Linked DNA regions of Homo sapiens: region 2 is linked to region 1. The links are chromatin loops, found by intact Hi-C in ENCODE. Cell type or tissue: endothelial cell of umbilical vein. All regions are shown on one strand.

Region 1 (2,500 bases):
ATAAAAAATTAGCCATGGTGGAGCCGCATGTGGTCCCAGCTACATGGAGGCTGAGGCAGGAGGATTGCTTGAGGCCAGGAAGTGGAGGCTGCAGTGAGCCACGATCGCGGTATTGCACTTCAGCCTGGGATACAAAGCAAGACCCTGTCTCAAAAAGAAAAGTTCCCAAGGACTTGCTGTGTTACCTCTTTTAATCCTCTCAACAACCCTGTGAGATAAGAACTATGATCTCTGCTTTAAAATAAGGAAACCAAGGCACAAAGTGATTGTGTAACGAGGTGAGTTTGAGTAGCTGGTCCAAGACTGAAGCTCAGGTCTAACCCCAGCCCCCGCCACCCTTCCTCTCTACTCAGAAAAAGAAGGTAATCAGAGGGTGTGACAATGTTTGGTAAACGGCAAAGACTTGCGCTGATACGGGATGACAGAAGGCGGGGCGGGCGCGGTGGCTCACGCCTGTAATCCCAGCACTTTGGGAGGCCGAGATGGGCGGATCACCCAAGGTCAGGAGTTCAAGACCAGCCTGGCCAACATGGTGAAACCCCGTCTCTACTAAAAATACAAAAATTAGCTGGGTGTGGTGGCGGGCGCCTGTAATCCCAGGTACTCTTGGGAGGCTGAGGCAGGAGAATGGCTTGGACCCAGGAGGCAGAGATTGCAGTGAGCCGAGGTCGCGCCACTGCACTCCAGCCTGGGTGACAGAGCAAGACTCCGTTTCCAAAAAAAAAAAGAAGAAGAAGAAGAAGAAGGCGGGGTGGGGAGCGGCCCTGGACAGAGAGGGAATGAGGCATGTGTCGCTCAGCACCGGCCACTGTCCAGTGGAGGTGCAATGCCATGCCAGACAGAGCTGTGGTTCTGCACAGCCTGGCCCAGGAGGGCCTTCGCTGACCCCAGTTGACAGGAAAAGAAGTAGCAGCCCGGCCCCCGGAAGAGGGGGAGGGACGCGCTTAGACGCCGGGAGAGTGCACCTGACTGGTGTCAGGAGGTCCGCGTCAAGTGCCAGCTCTGTCTCTAGTTCTCAGGGTGACGTCTGGCTAGTTCCTCTCCTCTCGGGACACCTGTTTTCCCGCCGGGCTCAAGTGCGGATCAATCAGGGCTGGGAGGCTCCGGGAGCCCGCGCGCTCTCCTAGCTCGGCTCCGTAGTGCCCCCCGGTGGACAAACTGGTGCGTGCCAACCTCAGCTCCGAGAAGAACACCCGCAGGAATCGCCCCTTCCGTCTTCAACGCCTGGCCCTGGGTGCACGGAGGAGGCGCGCACATGCCTCATTTCCAGGGCCCAAGAGGAAGGTGAAGGTTCCGAGGAGATCTGGGCGGGCGAGGAGAATCCCCAGGCTCTGGCTCTGACGCTTGTTTGCTGTGTGAATTTGCACTCACCTTCCTCTCTCTGGGCCAGCTTCCCTATCCCTAAGAAAGGAGTTAATAGGATGAGTCCTGACCTGGGAGCCATAAGACTTGGTTTTCAATGTTAATGAGCTTAAGCAAGTCCCTGCCCTACCCTGGGCCTCAGTTTCCCCATCTTCACAAGTTGAAGGCACCAAATGGCCTCAGGACCCTTCTGGCTCTGACATTCAGTAGTCTAAATGGCAACAATGTGTTTAGGAGAATTAAGAGGAGGTGCAAGTGACCCCAAGAAGAGTTTCTTGAGGTCTGGGAGATGATTTTGACTGGGTCAAAAAGTATTAATATTTATAATTATAAATATTATATCATGGGGCCTCTTTTGTTGACAATGCCCTGTGGGATGCCTTTGGCTGGGGACAAGTCCATCAGTGTATAAGAGCCGCTCACACCAGCTAGCAAGAGCAAATTGCTAAAGTTTCAGGCATTTTGCAAGAGGGCTGTTTAACAGTCATTGCTAAAAATTAAATTGTATACTGGGCACAGCAGCTCACACCAGTAATCCCAGCACTTTGGGAGGCTGAGGTGAGAGGAGGATCACTTGAGGCCAGGAGTTCCAGATCAGCCTGGGCAAAATAGTGAGACTTCCATCTCTTAAAAAATCATAATATCAGGCTGGGCAACATAGTGAGACCCTGTCTCTACAAAAAATTTTAAACATTAACGGGGTGCGGTGGCGCATGCCTATATTCTCAGCTACTCAGGAGGCTGAGGTGGGAGGATTGCTTGAGCCCAGGAGGTCAAGGCTGCAGTGAGCTGTGATCATGCCACTGCACTCCAGCCTGGATGACAGAGTGAGACCCTGTCCCCAAAAAATATATATCATCATAATAAAAATTTTAAAATTAAATTGTATACATTTACAATTAAATAAATTATATTAAAACAAAGATATTAAAAATCATCACTTCCTAATTATTTTACTATATTTCACTATTATCTATTCTCTTGAGTTTACCTACATTTATTTTTTTTTCATTTTTATTTATTTATTTATTTTTGAGACAGAGTCTTGCTATTGCCTGAGTGGCACCATCTCAGCTCACTACATGGAGCTGACTGGCACCATCTCAGCTCACTACAACCTCTGCCTCCCAGGTTCAAG
Region 2 (2,500 bases), 220 kb before region 1:
GGACTCAGTGATGTCCACCAGCAGGCTGGCCGGCAGGCAGATAGCAGTCACCAGAACGTCAGCCAGGGACAGGTTGACAATGAAGTAGTTGGTGACTGTCCTCATGTGGTGGTTCCGCCACACGGCCAGGCAGACTGCAGGGTGCAGCGAGGTGAAGCTGGTGGCAGAGCCACACCCATCCTAGTTCTGCCTAATCAGCGAGCCCTCCTCCCACACAACCCCCTTCAATCCCCAGGGAAAGCCGGCAGCACTGCCGGGCAAGCCCTGGACCTACCCAGCGTGTTGCCCACCAGGGCCACGACGAACACAGCCACATAGGCTGCGATGAGGACCCACTCATACTGTTTTGGGTACAGATAATCGCGCCACAGATAGCGGAGAAACTCATCTTCATAGTCTGGAGGCACAGGGGACGGCTCTCTGCTGCCAGGGGGGACCCCCATCTGGGCCCCTGGGGTGGCTGAGGGCTCCATGAGCTCAGGAGCCGCTGCAGCAGAGGGGCATCCTAGGCTCTACAGAGGGAGAGGAGGGAGCTTGGGCCAGCCCTCAGCCCACTCCCTTCAGGGTGCCTGGAGGCTTGCACCCAGGTCTTTTCGGGTCTCAGCCTCAAACTTCCTGAAGGGAGGAAGGAAAGGAGGGAGTGGGAAAAGAGAGAAGGAAGGAAACATTAGGGATTGTGCCAGGCGCTTTGCGTATAAGTTCCCTCTTAATTCTCACAGTCATGAAATTGGTGGAGGAAGACAGACCTGGGTTGCATCCCAATTCCACACCAGTTGCCTTGGGTAGCTTACCTGGCCTCTTTCAGCCTTGGTTTCCCCATCTGTCTAATGGGGTGACAGCCCTACATACCTTACAGGACCACGATGAGGAGTAATGAGCTCCGATGCGTGCCAAGTGCTTCACCAAGAACCTGGTACGAGAAGGTAGTTTCGGGGACGTTTCCGGTTACCATTATTAGGGTACCCTGCTTTGCAGATGAGACCGAAGCTCAGAGAGATTGAGTCTCTTGCTCAAGGTCACAAAGCTCTTAAGCCAGGTCTGTTCGAACCCACCAAACACCGTAGATTTGGGAGGAGAAGCCATCCCGATTGCAAATATTTCTTGAGCCAGTTCAGAGGCTTTAACTTTGGGTTGGGAAAACGGGCCAAGGGAGGTGTTAGAGACCCAAGCCCCACCCGCCATACCTGCCAGACCCTCCGGTGGGCACTCGCGGACACGCACACATACAACACACACACAGTGGGGGTGGTGCGCGGAGGGACTGACGACCCCTTGCGAGCAAGGGGAGCATCCAGGCCCCCTAAGAGGCCCCTTTGGGTCCCCAGGGCCGCGACGCTCCCCGACGGCCGCCAGGAGCCGCTGTTCCGGCGCGCGGGTCGCTCTCCATTCATAAATCCAGCCAGCCCAGCTCCCCGCCCCTCCCCTCCTCCCGCACTCAGCCCCTCCTTCCCCCGGCTGGGCTAGGACGACCCCGGCCAGGTGCCGGAGGGTTGCGGATCCCTGGAGACCCCTGGGGAAGGGGAGGGGACGCCTTCATACCCCACTGAACGCCGGCAGGCCCGCTCCGTCCGCGGGACCTTCCTGCACCTCGGGGGCTGGCGGGGCTCCGGGAAGGCGCGGGGGAGCGAGGGCACTCGGAGCCTGCCTAGAGGAGAGCAGCGCTGGCCGAGGAGCCAGTCTCCCAGCACCCAGGTTACCCCCCGAGACTCTTGGCTCCTCCCATCCCTCGCCGCGGGTCCTTTGGAACCCCCATCCCAGGCCTGGGGGTCCCCCACACCCCGCACCTGTTGGCTCCGGGACCCGGGCGTTCTCGGCTGCTGGTCCCCGGACCTGGCACCGGGGACTTCGCCTTCCTGCGAGGAAGGCCGAGCCTCTAGGGGCCGGGACTGCAGGAGGGGGCCGGGGCAGCCCCCTCCCTAGGCTGCGCTGCCTCGGCTCGCGGGGCTCAGCACGATCCGCGGCAACTGCGCGGGCTGTGGCTCGGCGCGGGCTCCGCCGGGCTGCGCGCTGCGGGGAGGGAGGGCCGGCGGGAGGGGCAGGGCGGGGTGGGAGCCCCCAGACGGTCTTGGCTCCCTGTCTTCCAGCCCCGAGACCCGCAGGGCGGAGGGAGACGCTCGTTCCTTCTAGCCTCCCACTTCAAGCTTCCATCCCACCTCCATTCATGCGTCCATCCGTTCATTCATTCCATCCTCATTCATTCAACATTTATGCCCCTGGCCACCCCGCATTCTGGGCGCACTTAGTGTGTGCCGGCGGGCCTGGCAGCTTCAGAGGGCCACAGTGCAGAGGTGGAGCCCAGCCCCGCCTCTCCTTGCTGCCTCACCTAACTGAGGAGGAGGATGGCACAGGTGGGTCACAGGGGTGAGACAGAGAGGATGCCTGCACCGCCTCCAGCCTAGCTCCGGATGCTGCTGTAACAGCTAGCTCCCAACGATGCCAGAGAAGCCTGTTCTCCCATCTCCCAGCCCCCCATCCTATCTGCCCCCAGTTTCTCTTTTTG

What was found. Peaks named below come from ENCODE experiments on the same cell type or tissue, not always from the same donor. Only the 100,000 strongest peaks of a DNase experiment are listed, where the experiment ranks them.
Region 2: a loop joins it to region 1, with 2.4 times the contacts of the local background. A loop is called at or near these places in 3 of 110 quality-filtered maps.

The regions. Positions count from the first base shown.
Region 1 is chr1:31,393,457-31,395,956 of GRCh38, reverse strand. No RefSeq gene overlaps it. Among named protein-coding and RNA genes, the nearest start is that of SERINC2, 19 kb to the left of the region's middle. RefSeq lists a silencer at 961-1,255. In endothelial cell of umbilical vein, a CTCF peak has its summit at 1,149 (motif pointing left); a DNase peak (open chromatin) is centred at 1,146.
Region 2 is chr1:31,617,166-31,619,665 of GRCh38, reverse strand. HCRTR1 (hypocretin receptor 1) reads right to left here and starts at 1,977. Exons shown (of 9, transcript NM_001525.3): 1 at 1,785-1,977; 2 at 850-910; 3 at 275-615; 4 at 1-134. The coding sequence starts at 473. RefSeq lists an enhancer at 1,372-2,061. In endothelial cell of umbilical vein, CTCF peaks have their summits at 1,123 and 1,322 (motif pointing right); a DNase peak (open chromatin) is centred at 1,445; H3K4me3 peaks cover 874 bases; H3K27me3 peaks cover 149 bases.